Linked DNA regions of Homo sapiens: region 1 is linked to region 2. A link is a loop called in an ENCODE intact Hi-C map of the cell type or tissue named here. Cell type or tissue: endothelial cell of umbilical vein. All regions are shown on one strand.

Region 1 (8,000 bases), 1.0 Mb before region 2:
TATATTATGAAGGATTCTTACTGGAGTACAAAGACACAAGACAGGCATGGTTTACTCTTCATAGTATAAACCTAATGGAAACACATTCAATGTATTTTCAATGACATTAAAAGGCAAGTGGGGCACCCAGAGGATAACAAAACCCAAGTCATTAACGGTAAATGTATTCTTATTTCTTCAACTCTTAACCATAAGGTATTATTTATCCTAGAAAATAAAGAAACAGTCATAACTCAGAGCTCAACAATTAAAATCCATATCAGAAAACATCATCTGTTTTTAGCTTTATTCCAGTGAGGTCAAAACTGAAGCACTAACATTTCCTAACAACCAGACCTAAGAGTCTTTAATTGTCTTATAACAAATTTCTATTCATGTGGTTGAACAGAAAATTCTCACTGCTAACAATTCTAATTTTTCTCAGCCATATTACCTACCTCACAGGGTTGTTGTGAGGATTAAATCTGAAAACATATAGCACAGTGCCCGGAACATAGTAGGCACTGGATAAATAACAGTTCCCTTTTCCCTTCCCCTTCATTTATCAGTTCAATCTGGGCTCCAAGTCCTCTTTTCTATAATCCACAGAACAGGGTTGGGCCTGAAGCTTAAAAGGTTAAAATTAATCAAGTATTCAGAATGAAGATCTTGAGTACAAAATGTGTAAATGTAGTCACAGAGTTATAAAATGTTAGAACTGGCAGAGACCTTAAAGGTCATCCTTTAGTACAACCTCTTGTACTAGATAAGGAAACTTAGGCCCAGAGAGGTTGAGCAAAGTTACACAGAAGAATGTGGCAGAGTTGGAAATATAATTGAGATATTTTTAGTTTCTTACATACATGAAATTATACCGCACTATTTAGTTCCATAAATTACTATTATACTATAATTCAATATAAACATGAAGTAACTGATAAGAAATTACTCTGTTTTGGTGCTAACAACTCTTCAATGCATTTTTATTTATTTCTAGAACTCATATAAGGTAGCTTACTTGTGTCGTAGTAGTTGTTTGGATTTTTCGGATTTCTTTTCCTGATTCTTTGCCATCGTCAGACCTTTCAGTATCTGAAATTATACTTCCTGCATCAATATTTGGTACAATTTTGCTACTAGAAGACTCAGTTTCCAGAGTTGTAGCAGTCATTTCAGCATACTCCAGCCCCTTAGTTGATGACGCTAAGTCTCTTTCAGAAATACTGCTCATTCCATCTGAAGTTGTATGGATTTTGAATTCTTTTTCTTCTATTATACTGGATGTACAAGTTAAGTCTACGCTACCGGTCATGTGAGCAAGCAATCCAAGATCATCACTAACACCAAGATGTACTTGTGTGTCCTGAATATTTGGAATAATGTGATTGCTAGAAAGTTCAGGAAGTAGTTTTTCCTCCTGTTTGGGTATTTTATCAAAGAGAAATGATGTACTACTATTGGGAAGGTCTTCTTTCTCATCTGCTAATGTTATCAATGGACCATTATCCTTTTCTTCATTTTTTTTAATGATACCAACACTTCCATGTACATTGTTCTGGAGTTTCTCAACAGCAGCACTATATACATTATCCAACAGAGATTCAACCTCCACAAGGGCACCATTCTCTCCACCTACTAAAGTCTCCGGTGATAAATCCATATCATCGAGCTTTACTTCTGTTGCTTCCACTTTCTCTGCTTTTATATCTACTAAAAGATCATGTACTTCCACATGTACACCACTTCCTGGTCTATCTGAATTTCCAAGAATATCATCTGACACTTTTGTTGACATGAGTAAGTCTCGAGTATCTGTGCTGACAGGGTAATCGGTCTCACTTTCTGGGCTCTGGCTTTGTGAAAGATCTTCTATCTCTCGAATTTCCATTCCACCTTTTGCTCCTGTTGTCTGTGATGAAAGACCAGAGATGGTGCTCACATTCCCTTTCTTTCCCTTTTTAATGTTTTCCTCCTCTTGTCTTTGATATTCCTCATACATTTTGGCTAGGTATTCCTTATGAGCTTCATAAGTGACCTTAGGAATAAGTAAAGAAAACATTAAGGCATTTTGTACATATCAAAAAGAAAAAACTAAATAATACAAATTAAATTGTGGAAATAGAAAAAATAATGCCAGAAAGTTTAAGACTTCAAAGCTGGCATTTGTTAGTCCTAAAGCAAGTGCTTAGTTTCATTAAGTAACTGGAAATAATCAACAAATACAGCTATATATGATTTATTATAAGGATTGCCAAAATCACACAGATAACTCAGCAATATTAAAAGCTATTTTCTTTTAGGCTAAGTATTTCAATGTTACCCAAACCAAATATGCCAGTTAACTTCCACACATTTATGTAAGCTTAAACAGAGAATAAGCAGCTAATAATATACAATAACCAAAGTACTATTACTATGTTGGTTTTCACCATCTATTGCTCATATGTGCACCCTTCCCAACAACTGATGTTAAAAAATTCACACATATCATTAAATATATAAATTTACAAGCTATTAAAATATCACAGTTTTATCCTTATATAAGCTGTTTTGGCTTTGTTACTTTACTTAGGCTTCTTTATTAATAATCAGAATACTTTTTTTTTGCACAAAGACCTGCAATGTCTTTTTCTTTGCTATTTTCAAATTTGTTAAAGCAATGATAAATCTGAGGTGTCAATACTTCACAAAATGTAAATTTATAATTGAAACAAAAGCTTTTCTAATATTTTTTAAAGTTCACAGACTTTCTCTTACAGACATGGGTTCTATTAATGTATATTTAAATAAGTTAACAGAATTTTAGATTGGGGGGACCATCCTTTAAAGAATATCTCATAATACAAAAATCCCCTTAATTTTACAGAAGAAGAAAGCAAGTCCCAAAAGTGGGGGTTGGTAACATAAGGCCCATGGGACAAAACTGCTTATCACCTCTTTGGGTGAATAAAGGTTTATTCAAACAAAGCCATGATCATTCATTTACATTATGTATTGTCTTTCACACTGAACGGCAGAGTTGAGTAGCTGCATCAGAGGCTATAGAGCCCACACAGCCTATAATATTTACTATCTATCCTTTTAAACATTTTTTTCTAACTCGTGTTCAAGAAGACTTAATGAGTCTCCTAAAATCACAAAACTCAATTATGGCACAGACTAAATTAAAAGCCATACTTCTGACACCCATGCTTCTTCTATAACACTTCATGATGAGAAACCCATAACTCTGAATTTCCAGAATCTAATGTGTATATACTTGTACAGTTTAATTCACTATTTCATTTTACCAAAGATCAAATAATACTTAAAATAGACATACAGATTTTTAAGATTAAAAATAAAGAAAAGATAAAGCAATTAAAATACCACTAAACTTAAACACTGTATTTATGATTCACTTGGAAATAAAAAAATCTGACTTCTTAAAAAAAAGTCTTAAAAAGTATATTTCAGAGACTATTTCATAAAATATTCTTCCAAGAACCAGTTGAAAGAGCAAGTGGCTCAGATTAAAGTTCCCAGATTTGCTATAAAACAGATGTATGTCAGCTTTGGGTATAAAACTCCTGATTTATAAATTTGGGGTTTGAATTAATTCATCTATAAGCCACTTTCAAGTTCTAACAGTCTATGAACAATGAGGGAAAAATACAAAACTGAGATACAGGAATCTGTCAAAATCTAAGATGCCCACAAGATGGCACCAGATGCATGTTTGTAGCCATTTAATCCACTGCAATAACTCTGATGATGTTAAAATGTTAAATCCCGTGTTACCTTGGAATGGGCTATTGAGAGGGTATCCACCCAGACTCTCCAGCCTCCCCATTCATATTTTATTGCATGATACAAAAGAATCCGGAAGATATTGTAGACCATTTCGGTAATCTTCTGTTCCTCAGAATTTTTAGGATTGATATAGCCAAGAGAAAACATCCAATCCTGCCACACTGAACACTGCAATAAGCATCTAGGGAGAAAAAAATTTGATCTCATTAAAAATATCCAAATTAAGTTAGAATTTACTATTTTGAAACTTTGATAAATAAAATAGTGAAAATATGATCTGACCTCAGTAAAGCAAGGTGTACAGTCATGCTGCACGTTATATATTCTATACTTGGAATGACTTTCTCTTATTTCTCTACCAGGAAAAATCCTAATTATCATTCAAAATCATTTTCCTAACTTTCACAGTCAGATTTACTTATTGCTTCTCTACTTTCTCACCACCTTTAGCACTCACAATGTACTTAACACATTATACATTAATCATTGCTTTATGGTTTCCCACTGGAATGTACTGAGACTGTGTACTAAGACTATCTTGTGTAGCACAAAGTCTTACACTGAACACAGTAGGCACTCAATCAATATTTGTTAAATTATAGACTCAGGCAATGACTACCCCAGAGTTCATGGCCTCAGACTTTACCCCATGTTCAAGCTAACTAGCTTAAAAATGCACAACATTCGGCCATAAGAAATATGGGGTGGAAAGCATAGATGAAAATGGGGAAATCCAACACAATTACAACTGAAAGTTCCATTGGTGATAGATAGGTACCACTAAAAGGGATATTACATTCTAAATAAGAGTTTGTTTATATGTATATTCATATATACAATTAAAATATAATATCCACGTAACAAAATAAAAATAATATAAAAATAAATAGAAGAATACCGAATACAGATTATGTCAAAGAAACATAAAATGCCTTTTCTGATGATTAAAAGTATTTAGCAATATGGAAAAGATTTGAAATGAATTGAAAATCTAAAAGAGAGAAAATATTAATTATGGAATAAAGTGTTGTTACAGTATCCAAACTGCTTACCTTCTATTTTCACGGCTGTTACTGAAAAGTTTTATCATATCAGATAAAAATAAACGACGAACTTCCATCAGCTCTGCACTTGGTGTAGAGTTTTTTAACAAAGTTGCCACCACTTTAAGAATCACTGTAAACAAAGAAAAAAAACTTGTAGATTTGTAACCATATCCTATGTTCAACTCAAAAAGTATTACCAACTTTCAAATAAATACTTAACACTATAAAAGGTGAGTTAAAACTGTCATGAACTAGGTAAACACCATAATGATTTAAGGGGTTAGGAAAAGTTTTGATTTAGTCTCATATGTTGCCATGCGCCTACCACAATACAGTAAAGAACTGCCATTTGCTCACTTGGATTCTGAATTTTCACTGTAGAATCTGGCTCTGGATGTGGTTTGTGTACGACCTGAGTACATACTTGTTCTGTCAAGATCTGAAAAATGAAGAATTTGAACTTCATTTAGAAAACAATTTAAATAATAATTGCAAAATATAGATATACAATGAACCTGCAAAAGAAATGTCAATGCAGTCCAAACCAAAAGAAACATCTCTTCTAAAGGGACTTTTTTCTTTCTTTCTTTCAAGACGGAGTTTCACTCTTGTTGCCCAGGTTGGAGTGCAATGGTGCAATCTTGGCTTCAACCTCCACCTCATGGGTTCAAGTGACTCTCTTCCCTCAGTCTCCCAAATAGCTGGGATTACAGGCATGTGCCACCACGCCTGGCTAATTTTTTGTATTTTTAGTAGAGACAGGGTTTCACCATATTGATCAGGCTGGTCTCGAACTCCTGACCTCAGATGATCCACCCGCCTCAGCCTCCCAAAGTGCTGGGGTTACAGGTGTGAGCCACCATGCCCAGCCCTAAAGAGACTTTTTAATGAATTCCACATACTTCTAAACTCTTTAACTCTGTATTCACCAAATTTTATTTATTATTTATACATACAAAACCAGAACCAGTATCTATAGAAGGAAAGATTAGGAAATTAATGAATTTATTGTTTGAAATGCCTTTTCAGTGTTCCTAAAATTATTTATGAACTACTTTTTTTTTTTTTTTTTTTTTTTTTAGAGACAGAATCTCACTATGGTACCCCCAGGCTGGACTGCAGCGGCACAATCATGGCTCATTGCAGCCTCCAACTCCTGGACTCAAGTGATCCTCCTGCCTAAGTCTCCCAAGTAGCTGGGGCTACAGGTTCATGCCAACACACACAGCTAATTATTTTTCTCATTTTTTGGTAAAGATGGGGTCCACTTTATCGCCCAGGCTCATCTTGAACTCCTGGGCTCCTGAGATCCTCCTGCTTCAGCTTCTCAAAGTGCTGGGATTAAATGCATGAGCCACCACATCTGGCCCCTACTTCAGTAAGTGTGACAAGGGAAAGTTCTTCCTAACAATGTGGCTCATTGTCATTTACTAATGAGTTTTTTAAATTATTCCTTTCAAATACAAAAAAACAGTTGACCAAATAAAGGAAAGAGAAAATTCTAAAACATTTACTAACTTTCCCACTAAAATGTGGGAGCAGGATTTTGAACATCATCTTCACTGTTATATTCCTAGTAATCAGCACTAATGCCTGACACACAACAGCATTCAGTAAATATTTGTTAAATTAAAGAATAATTAACCTAATTATATATCAATAATGTATGTACAACTGCTCACTGTATTTTAGGCTTGAGTTTGTGTTTATCTCTTACATAAACCCTATGAGGTTATATTTAATACAGACATCATTTTATATCTGTGATTTAATTTCCTGTTTAGCTTTAACATGGCAAATTCTGAATAAACAGTTAAACCTAAGTCAAGTACAAAAACTGCTGCAAAACCACCAACGTTAGTTGAAAGGACAATTGAACATAGCTATATTGTAGAAGCTGAAGATGGAAAAAGCAAATTGAGAGAGAGGGATGGTCTCTTCTGATTAGAAAAGGACCACGACATCCAGAAGTTTCATTTTCCTTCCCCTTCTGCTCAGACTAAGACAGGACATTTACATAAGTATATTAGGAATGTTCATAAAAAAGATATTGACCTGAAATAAAAACTGACCTACTTTATTAAAGAATATAGCATTTAATTACCCCCGTTCCCCTCATTCTCATACCTCTGATGAAACTAAACACTTACTTGTTAAAACTAAACAGCATTTCACAACTTTCTAAACAAAGGACCCCAAACATGCACTCCTAATCAAACGGAGTTGACACGAGATAAAATTTATTTGAAAACCATATACTAAAGAACAATCACTTATTGCTTGGTATATACGTATAAGTAGTTTTCACAACAACTTGCCCCGAAGACCCTGGTGTGTACCTATAGCCCAGTGGATGAGATCCAAGAAAATTGTGGTTATAAATAAAGGATTCAAAATAACTTCAGACGAGCTTAAAGGAAATCAGGACCTACTCTCCCGTGATAGTTAAAGTGTTTTCAACCAAAAGAGAAGAAATCACATTGCACAGGAAACAAAAGTGTCACCAGTTTTTATATTGTCTTTTTAAGTCCCTACTTTATCATCTAACAATGAAAAGAATAACTGCCTTGCCTATCTAATAAAACTGCTAGGAAGATTAAATAAAGCTCCATATGTGAAAGTGCTTTGAAAACTATAACATATTCAAATATAAAGGTTTTTAAAATGACAAACATATACTCAGAAACTCAATTCAACATGTATTTATTAATAACCAGTTATGTGCCCTCCCTCTGCTAAATGTTTGCAGACTGAAAATACATTGCTAGGTGCAACTTCATTTCTAGTAGCAATTTATTTAATTATTGTTCTGGAGGCAGGCATAAATGCATGCCCCAATAAAGTAACAAAACATGATAGACTATCATTAAGAACCTATGTGGCCAGGCATGGTGGCTCACACCTGTAATCCCAGCACTTTGGGAGGCCGAGGTGGGTGGATCACAAGGTCAGGAGATCGAGACCATCCTGGCTAACACGGTGAAACCCTGTCTCTACTAAAAAATACAAAAAATTACCCGGGTGTGGTGGCAGGCACCTGTAGTCCCAGCTACTCAGGAGGCTGAGGCAGGAGAATGGCGTGAACTTGGGAGGTGGAGCTTGCAGTGAGCCGAGATCACGCCACTGCAGCCTGGGCGACAGAGTGAGACTCTGTCTCAAAAAAAAAAAAAAAAAAAGAACCTA
Region 2 (8,000 bases):
TATTTCTCCATAAGAGTGGTCCCTCTATGGCTAAAGAGATTACACCTTCTGAAATCATTCATTCACATATTTTATATGTATTGCGTATTCCCTAGGTCCCAGGCATTGATATGATACTATATACAGAAAAGACTGTAAACAAGCAAGAGTGGAAACAGGCAGACCATTCGGGAGTCTCTTGTCCCAATGGCAGATGAGGGGGCATGAACTAGGATTAACATACTCTTACTAGAAATAGATGAAACCTTGAAGGAGGAGCTGACAGGATTTTACCAGTGGAGTGGGTACTGGGTAAAAGGAAACTGAGAAGCCAAGGAAGTACCCCTGCTTTTGGTATGATTAACAGGGTAGTTGGTGGTGCCAATTTCTAGAGATTGGAAAGACGGGTTGAGGATTGATCTGAAACACCCATTCCCCCAGGTGTTGATCATGGTGACAACTGGTAGCTTGCAGCTTAGTTCTTCTTCCTGTTGACTGACCTCAGCTGACCAAGGTCACACCCTCTTCTTTATCCAATGACTAGGTGATATGAAGATAAAGTCTCACCTCATTGTCTCAACTTGATACAACTCTACATGCCATCCGAGCTCTGGGCGGCTCTCTGGAATAACCTGAAGCTTTTGTTGTGATGGTAGCAGCAACTTCTCCCCCTGCCTAATCCTGATGCCTGCACCCTAGAGCAATCTCCAATAAACTTCCTACCTGCAAATCTCCATCTCATAAGCTCCTTTCCAGGAACTCAACCTACAACAGGGAGCTGTAGTTAAAGAATAGGTAGTCTTCCCACACATCTTCCACACTCCTGTAATCAGGTGTCTAAAATAGACACTTGACAGCAGATCCTTACTGATGATTCTCCTTCCCACGACATCCCCACCCCACCAATCCCCCAAAAAAGAAAAAGTAAATTAATGGCTTTGTTGTCTATGGCCAGCCTCTATCAGTACATCTTGCACCATGGCCTCTATATTTTCCGCCTCTTCTTTTACGACTTTGCCATAACTTCCACCATAACTTATGTTTTTAATTACAGCACCTATTCCCTGTTGTCTGGACACTGTGCATTTTCATAACTCTCTCCTTTAATAAAAGTTCCTGATAACTCTCCTTCGACCTAACCTTCTTCTCTTAGTGGTGAAACTACCTATAACCCAAAACCTAGTTCGAAACCATACTCCAAAATCTATCAATTTTTCATGAAATCTTCCCCAAAGTTTTCCAAAAGGACATGCCTCCTCTCTCTGTCCTCATAGCATTCTCTCTTATTTTTTATCTTTATGTGTCTGCACAGTTACTCCATTAGCTCCTTGGGGATGGAGAATGCCCGGCTATCACAAAGCCAGGAGCATAGCAGGATTAAGACCTACTTCTTGATCGTCTGATGAGCCCTTGTTAAGCTATTCATTCTCTATCCTCATATATCTAAAAAAAATAGAGTGAATGCTCTTTGTTCTAGATTTGGTCTTTGGCCATCAATTGGTTCATTTTTCGCAACTTCTGAACTGGGCAAAAGAATGAAGATATGAATGTGAAGAATTATCTCCTTCCCACTTAAAGCCTAGATCTGGCTCTGGGAAACTCCAATAATTTTATTCCTTTTCATGGCTCCAATCTGGTCTTTTTACTTCTCACAAAACTATATCTACTGCCAAACTTTGCCAGCTGAAATGGAGTTTTAAAGTCTAAGTGTGTTGAAGAGATGCACTTGAGTCTCCACTTGCCTCTTTCCTGCCCACCCTGCTATATTCCCAAGAGCATCTACCATCTTCAGGTCTTGTAAATGTATGATCCTCTCACTACTAATTTGGTGAAACTTGTAACTAAGAATAGGACATCATCTTTCTCCATGTCTTCTTTGCCTCCTTTTCATGTATAGAGGATCTTCTCTGCCTTGACTCTTCCAGGGACCTTGAGATACCATCTTTGTATGTATCTTCCAAAGAAACCCAAAGTAAAGGTAGAAGAGCAAATATGTGGTCAACTCTGGGGTTCAAAAAACGCTTATTAATGGCAAGAAGAAAAAAAGAAGGGAGGAATGAAGGAAGGAAGGGAGAGAGAGAAGGAGGGAGAAACAGAAACAATCCAATCCAGAGATCTATTCTTGCTGCCTTCCACGCCTATAGAAGGTGTAAAAAGCTTCCTCTGCACAGAGAATAGGCTCGTTCAATAGGGAGCAATTTCAAAACTCTGAGGAAAATGTAAAGGAATGATATAAGAAGTCAGTACTTCAGATACTCCTTCATACAGCTATAATATCAAGTCATATTTTTAAAAACGACTCCAGGAAAAAAATGTATTTTTTCTCAGGAAGATTTATTTTCAGATAAATTTACTTTAGACTTTCTTAAAAACTCTGAATCCATGAAAGGCTGATTTTTATGGTAGAATTATGTACTTCCTTTGCAAGGATGTGAGCTTATTGAACATAAGGTTAAAAGGAAAATAAGACCTCAGAATTTTCTTACCCTTTAAAAACACACAATGTTTTCATGCCCTTTTGATGAAAAGTGTTGGTGGCGTAAAAAAACTAAGGGTACAAAATACCTAATAGAAGCTCATGAAAATTTAAAATTCATTAGTTGGGAACTTACGATAGTTTTGACACTGGCTAGGTTGACGTTGTTGTTGTTGTTGTTGTTTTTCCATTGCCTGTGATAAGGTATTTTGAAGCTATTAAAAAATACAAATAGGTATTCAGGGGAAGTAGTTAACTCTTTAAGAGCAGAAACTTTTGGAGTATTTTGCCAGCATCTCTTTACTGACAAACAGTATTACCATTATTTTCAAACTCATTCAATGAACCAAGTTAGATGAGAGCTTCTACACCATTGTGTGGGACTAATTGAGATTCTGGGTGGCCTGAGAATGGAAAGGCTCCTGTAGGTGCCATCTGTGTCTCTCACTTTGGGTACATTAACTTCTCTCTCCACCCTCCATGAGTTGCAGAAAAGCTGCTCTCTGAGAAGCTCGCTGTCTCCACCGTCCTGGGACCTACTAGCTCTGAGAGGGGAGGAACTGGGCTTACTGATCTTTTATTGGCAATGTCCATCATACAGTGAGTACTAAACATGTGAGCCACTATTATGTAAGTATATGTCATAGATTTACTTGCATTTTATTTTGAAATATCAATTCCATTTTTCTCTTCTTCATTCCTGCATCCTTCCCCTATCCCCCAGTCATTCCAAATGTGCCCAGCATTTAGCACAGCTCTGTTGGCCAAAACATGGATCAATTGCTTATTTTGGACAAACAAAGAACTTCATTCCTTCCTAGCAGATGTGTGTCTGTAAATAACCTCAAGAATAACCTTAAGAAATATTTTTTCTCTCTCTCTCTAATGACATTTAAAGAAATGAGGCTTTCTAGATAACAGGCTCCACGGCCATGTGAGCACAGTGTCTACACAGGTGGCTACTGCCCAGCCCTCAGTGGTCTCCTTAGAAACCAGCCTCTCTGCACGGTGAGTCAGAGGCGGCAGGAGGAGCTGGGCAGTGAGTCATGTCAGGAAACGGCATGCTCCGTGTGCGAGCAGATGCCGGTTTATTTCACTGATTCATTTCCACCTACTTCCTCCTACCTCTGTCTGCACTCTCAAATGAACAGAAAGTTCATTCATCTCGCCTCTTGCCTGTGATGCTACATGCTCCCCCTATTTCTCGGAATGCTTACCATAGGCCCCACAATGCTGGATGCCGTACAGATCAAGCCACCCCTGTTCTCTGCGATGGGACACTCTAAGAAGGAGGTGTCACCCACATTGTCATCCCTGGTTTTCAAGTTAACTGCCATGACGGACTTCATGATGAATTTGTGGATTTTCTCACAAGCCCTCACACCTCTGTCCTTTGAGCATTTTGTCAACAGTGGACAACTGCTGTGATTCTTAACACATTTAAAAAAAAAAATGTGATCGCCTGTAGTCAAGTTTCCCTGCTTTGGAAGGGAAGGGGATCCATTTTTCAACTCAGAATTAGAGGATGAACCTGTTAACAGGGAGAGGCTGAGAAGAGAAAAAATGGGGAGTTAAATTCAGCTCTAAACGCTATGGAGAATCAATAAATATCGACAGGCAAGGGGGCAGAAGGAAGGAGAGAGGTTTTGCCAACCTCAACTGATATCTGTTAATAATACCAAACAGCAATCTGTCATCAGCCTGGCAACACTGGATTTTCCCCAAGGAAAATCCAGGGTCCCCTCCCAGCAGTTCTTGGAGAAAGAGCTTAGAGTTCTGAGTTCCTGGGAGAGGATGGACTGTAGGCGGGATCAGAGTACTGAGATCCTGACAATTAAACCTGCTTACATTTTCCCTGCGTGCAGACATGGTGTTTGGAAACAGCAACCTCCAGTCATCTTGCTTAGCTCTTTGGGGTTCTGGTCATACATACATCTTTCTAAACTTCAAAAGTCTATGCAAGCACACTGACCTGGCAGGTTATTTGAATTCTTGTTCTGGTTTACAAGTCTTTCTAAGACATTTACACCAGAGCTAGAAGAAAGAGACCGGATTTTGGAAATTGCTCACAGGTTCGAGAGAGGATTACCGGAGCACAAGAGCCGGGCGGAGGTTGTCTACTTTTTCTGCTAAATTGCACAGTAGATTCTTTCAGACCTTGAGGAAGAGATTAGAGAAAGATAAATCAGAGTGTTATAACCCTGTGCTGAGTCACAGCTCTGAGGTTCTTTTATATTGCTGGAGGCAGCTTTCAAAATCCGCTGTTTGCGTGTGGCTAGAATAAGGATTTGTCCCTCAGTCTCAGGACGTATCCTGGTCGTGTCTAGTCCTTCAACCTATAATTCCAAATCAGATGAAATTTCTCTCCAGATATTGTGAAAAATACTCTCTATATCGCAAGGTTTTTTTTTTTTTTTTCCTAATGTGTAAACATTTCTCTACCTGGCATATCAGCAAGGCAAAGACCCAAATATTAATTGTCCTTCTCCTGATTGTGTGTGAGTCACAGGACTAAGCTCTGTGGGGTAAGAAACAAATTTTTGAAGACACAGTCTCTTGCTTCCAGGTAGTTGGTCCCAAGCTAATAATAATAGGTACCATCTATTGCAGTCTGCTGTGAGCCAGCCATTTCACATTCATTATCTTATTTAATCTTTCAAATAAATAAATCATGTGTTGTGATTTATGCTATCTTAATGGGTTAAAAAATCATAGTCAATTCTTCTGGTTCTGTTGAAATGTATTCATGCAGGTAAACATCTTTAATCCCATATTAAAAAATTAAGTTATTAAAATAAACGCAAATTAAAATGTAAGAATGTGAGTAGCTTGCAATGTAACAGGGCCAGTTTCTTCTTCATTTTACAGCTATAGAAACTGAAGTTCAGAAAACTTAAGTAAAAATGGCAAAATCCCAATTAGAACTAAGCCTTTGAGTCCAAATTTGAGTGTTTTCCTTTATACCACATTGCTTCCCTGTTCTAGTTTTAGAAACAACATAAATTCTTGAGAAGTTAAATAAAAATACAAAATTTAATGTTATGTCAAGTTAATTCAGGACATGCTACAAGACAGCAGAAAATAAATTTCCAAATGTGCAAGTAAGAGGATGCAGCCCCTACTGAGAGGGAGCCTAGCAAATTTGAACTAGGCCTTGAAAGTAAAATTTGGATACCTTGAATGCAGGGGTGGAGGTCAGTATTTTTCAAGTTTCCCTTTCTTTTTTTTCCTTTTTTTTAAAGAAATACTATTTGATATCTTTTATGCATTGCAAAGTATCTATGGATGGAATGAGATGTCTGGGATTTGCTTATATTACTCAAGAAAAAATAAGTAAATCAATACATTGGGGGGATAGATTAAGCGATGTTGGCAAAATGCTATTAGAGGTTTATGATAACTTCAACAGTGCAAATTATTCGATAAATGAGAGTTCATTGCTCTATCTTCTCTTCTTTTGTGAATGCTTGTAAAGTTCTACACTCACAACTTCACAAAGAAAGTGTAATTGCTGCAGAAGTCTTTGTGCAACTGAGGAAGCCCATCTCTAAGAACAATGATAAGAAACCCACCCTGAACTTTTTCAACAGGTAAGCTCATTTAAAGGTGATAACCAACAGCAACAGGAAAACAGGAATGTCCTCAAGAAATAGTCTAAATTTTAATGACAACATTGTGATTTAAATGAAGATAAACCTAAAAAGGCAGAGAGATTTCAGATATCAAAAGATTGATTCCATGACTCAAAAGCATAATGTGTAATCTGGAGTCAGAGGCAGGTGATATTGACTGAAGCATACGTCTCAATTATTTCTTGAGTTAGCTGGTTCTCCTCCTCTGCTGCTGTACTCTTTCTGTGCCAAATGAGTAGCTTTTCTTATTTCATCACCGCATTTTGACTCTAATCTGAGAACATAATCCTTATTTCAGTTCTAATAAAATTATATTTTTATTTCCATTCATAACAAAGCATCGCACAACAGTGTCATAATTACTATGAATTTCTTGCTTACTTTATTTCTCTTTAATTGGAAATTTCAAAGGATTTAACCTATTGTTAGTGTCTTGGTTATATCCACACACAATCAAATACATATTTAACCTCTCCTGGAACACAGCTAACAAAGGCACTTGTTTCAGAATTGGCCGGTGGGGGGAGTTTTTCAATTAGTTCATTATCCCAACATTTTATAAGCAGAATCTGTGAAAATTCATGGGCCAGATTTTATCAGCTCATGTGTGTAATGAGGAAGGCACGGAAATTATTAAATTAACTGATAGATTAACATACACTTGGGTACAAAAAAATGCACCAGGGCTTTTAGGATTTAACAATAGCTCATTATTTTGACATGACACTGTGGGATATGATGAGGTTTCTCTTCAAATAATCTGATCAATCTTTTATTCTTTAATTCATAGTACCCTCTCCTTTCTCCTTTTTCCCTTTCTGCCTTTGTCAGATGCCCAGGCGCCACAGTACCAGGCGTTATCAGTACCAGCTCACATTCCTTTCCTTATTTGGAAAGAGGACTAACTTTCCAGCTCATTACAGACACCGCTTCCCCTTTCCTCTCCACTTTCTTTTGCGTGCCCACCTTATCTTAAAAAATCAAATGTTTAGCCAACCGGGATTAGTTTAGGTTGTACGACCCGACCCCGGCCAATGGGGAAAGGTTACAGGGGCAGGACTTGAGTCAGGAATAAAGGCTCTCGTGCCCATTTGTTTAGGTGTGCTCTCATGGTGACTGGCCAAGGAGGAACCCCTCTGCACAGAGGTAAAATTGCTTTGCTAAGAATCCTTTGTTCGAGTGTTCAATTTTCTTAGGATTTTGAGAATTACTCCTAACAACACCCTGTGCCTAAAAACTACAAATGGGTTAGGAAGATAACTCATTTTGTCTAATTTAGTCTCTGAATTAGGAAGTTTCTTACTTGGGCTTACTTAGCTGGAAAAAGACCAGAATCTCTCCCAAGTCACCTGGAAGGGCAGAGCTTCCATGCAGGACTGCATGTTTTTTTGGCAACTAAAATGGTGTCAGGTCTGGGCCTGTCCTTTCCCTCACAGCAACCAAGTCCTCTCTACACACCTTCTCCATGTGCCTCTCTCTACCAAAGGCATTTTTCTAGCTATGCTGCCAGTATCAAGATACAAAATGAATACTGGCTATTTCTTGTTAAGCATATCCTGAATCCCCATCAATTTCTAAGTATTTCACACAAATTAATTTATTTGATCCTTTCAACAACTGCTGCCGAACTTTGACTTGCATGTAAATTGGTCTCATCTTGATCCAGAGTTAAACATATAACACAATTTTATCTTTGGTTTCACTAGTAACTCACTCAGCCTCTCCATTTCCAACTTCAGATTATAGAAAGCAAAGATCTGATTGCACCAGCTCATTTCTTGAGCCATGCTACACAAAGTCATCCTGTGGGTTAGCTTCCCTTCTACCCACTACAAAGCACTGCAACATTCAGCTATGAACTGCAGGCAGTTCACTTTGTTCAGAACATAGGACCAAAGCCAGCTATGCCTGTG

The links. Peaks named below come from ENCODE experiments on the same cell type or tissue, not always from the same donor. Only the 100,000 strongest peaks of a DNase experiment are listed, where the experiment ranks them.
Region 1: a loop joins it to region 2, with 5 times the contacts of the local background. A loop is called at or near these places in 3 of 110 quality-filtered maps.

What each region holds. Positions count from the first base shown.
Region 1 is chr13:35,153,030-35,161,029 of GRCh38, reverse strand. NBEA (neurobeachin) reads right to left here. Exons shown (of 59, transcript NM_001385012.1): 19 at 5,175-5,256; 20 at 4,824-4,947; 21 at 3,760-3,952; 22 at 998-2,014. Among named protein-coding and RNA genes, the nearest start is that of NBEA, 210 kb to the right of the region's middle. In endothelial cell of umbilical vein, a CTCF peak has its summit at 3,659 (motif pointing right); a DNase peak (open chromatin) is centred at 3,689.
Region 2 is chr13:34,152,699-34,160,698 of GRCh38, reverse strand. No RefSeq gene overlaps it. Among named protein-coding and RNA genes, the nearest start is that of LINC02343, 190 kb to the left of the region's middle. RefSeq lists a silencer at 3,379-3,438 and an enhancer at 2,947-4,146. In endothelial cell of umbilical vein, a CTCF peak has its summit at 6,627; DNase peaks (open chromatin) are centred at 3,518, 4,548, 6,658 and 7,088; H3K27ac peaks cover 5,531 bases.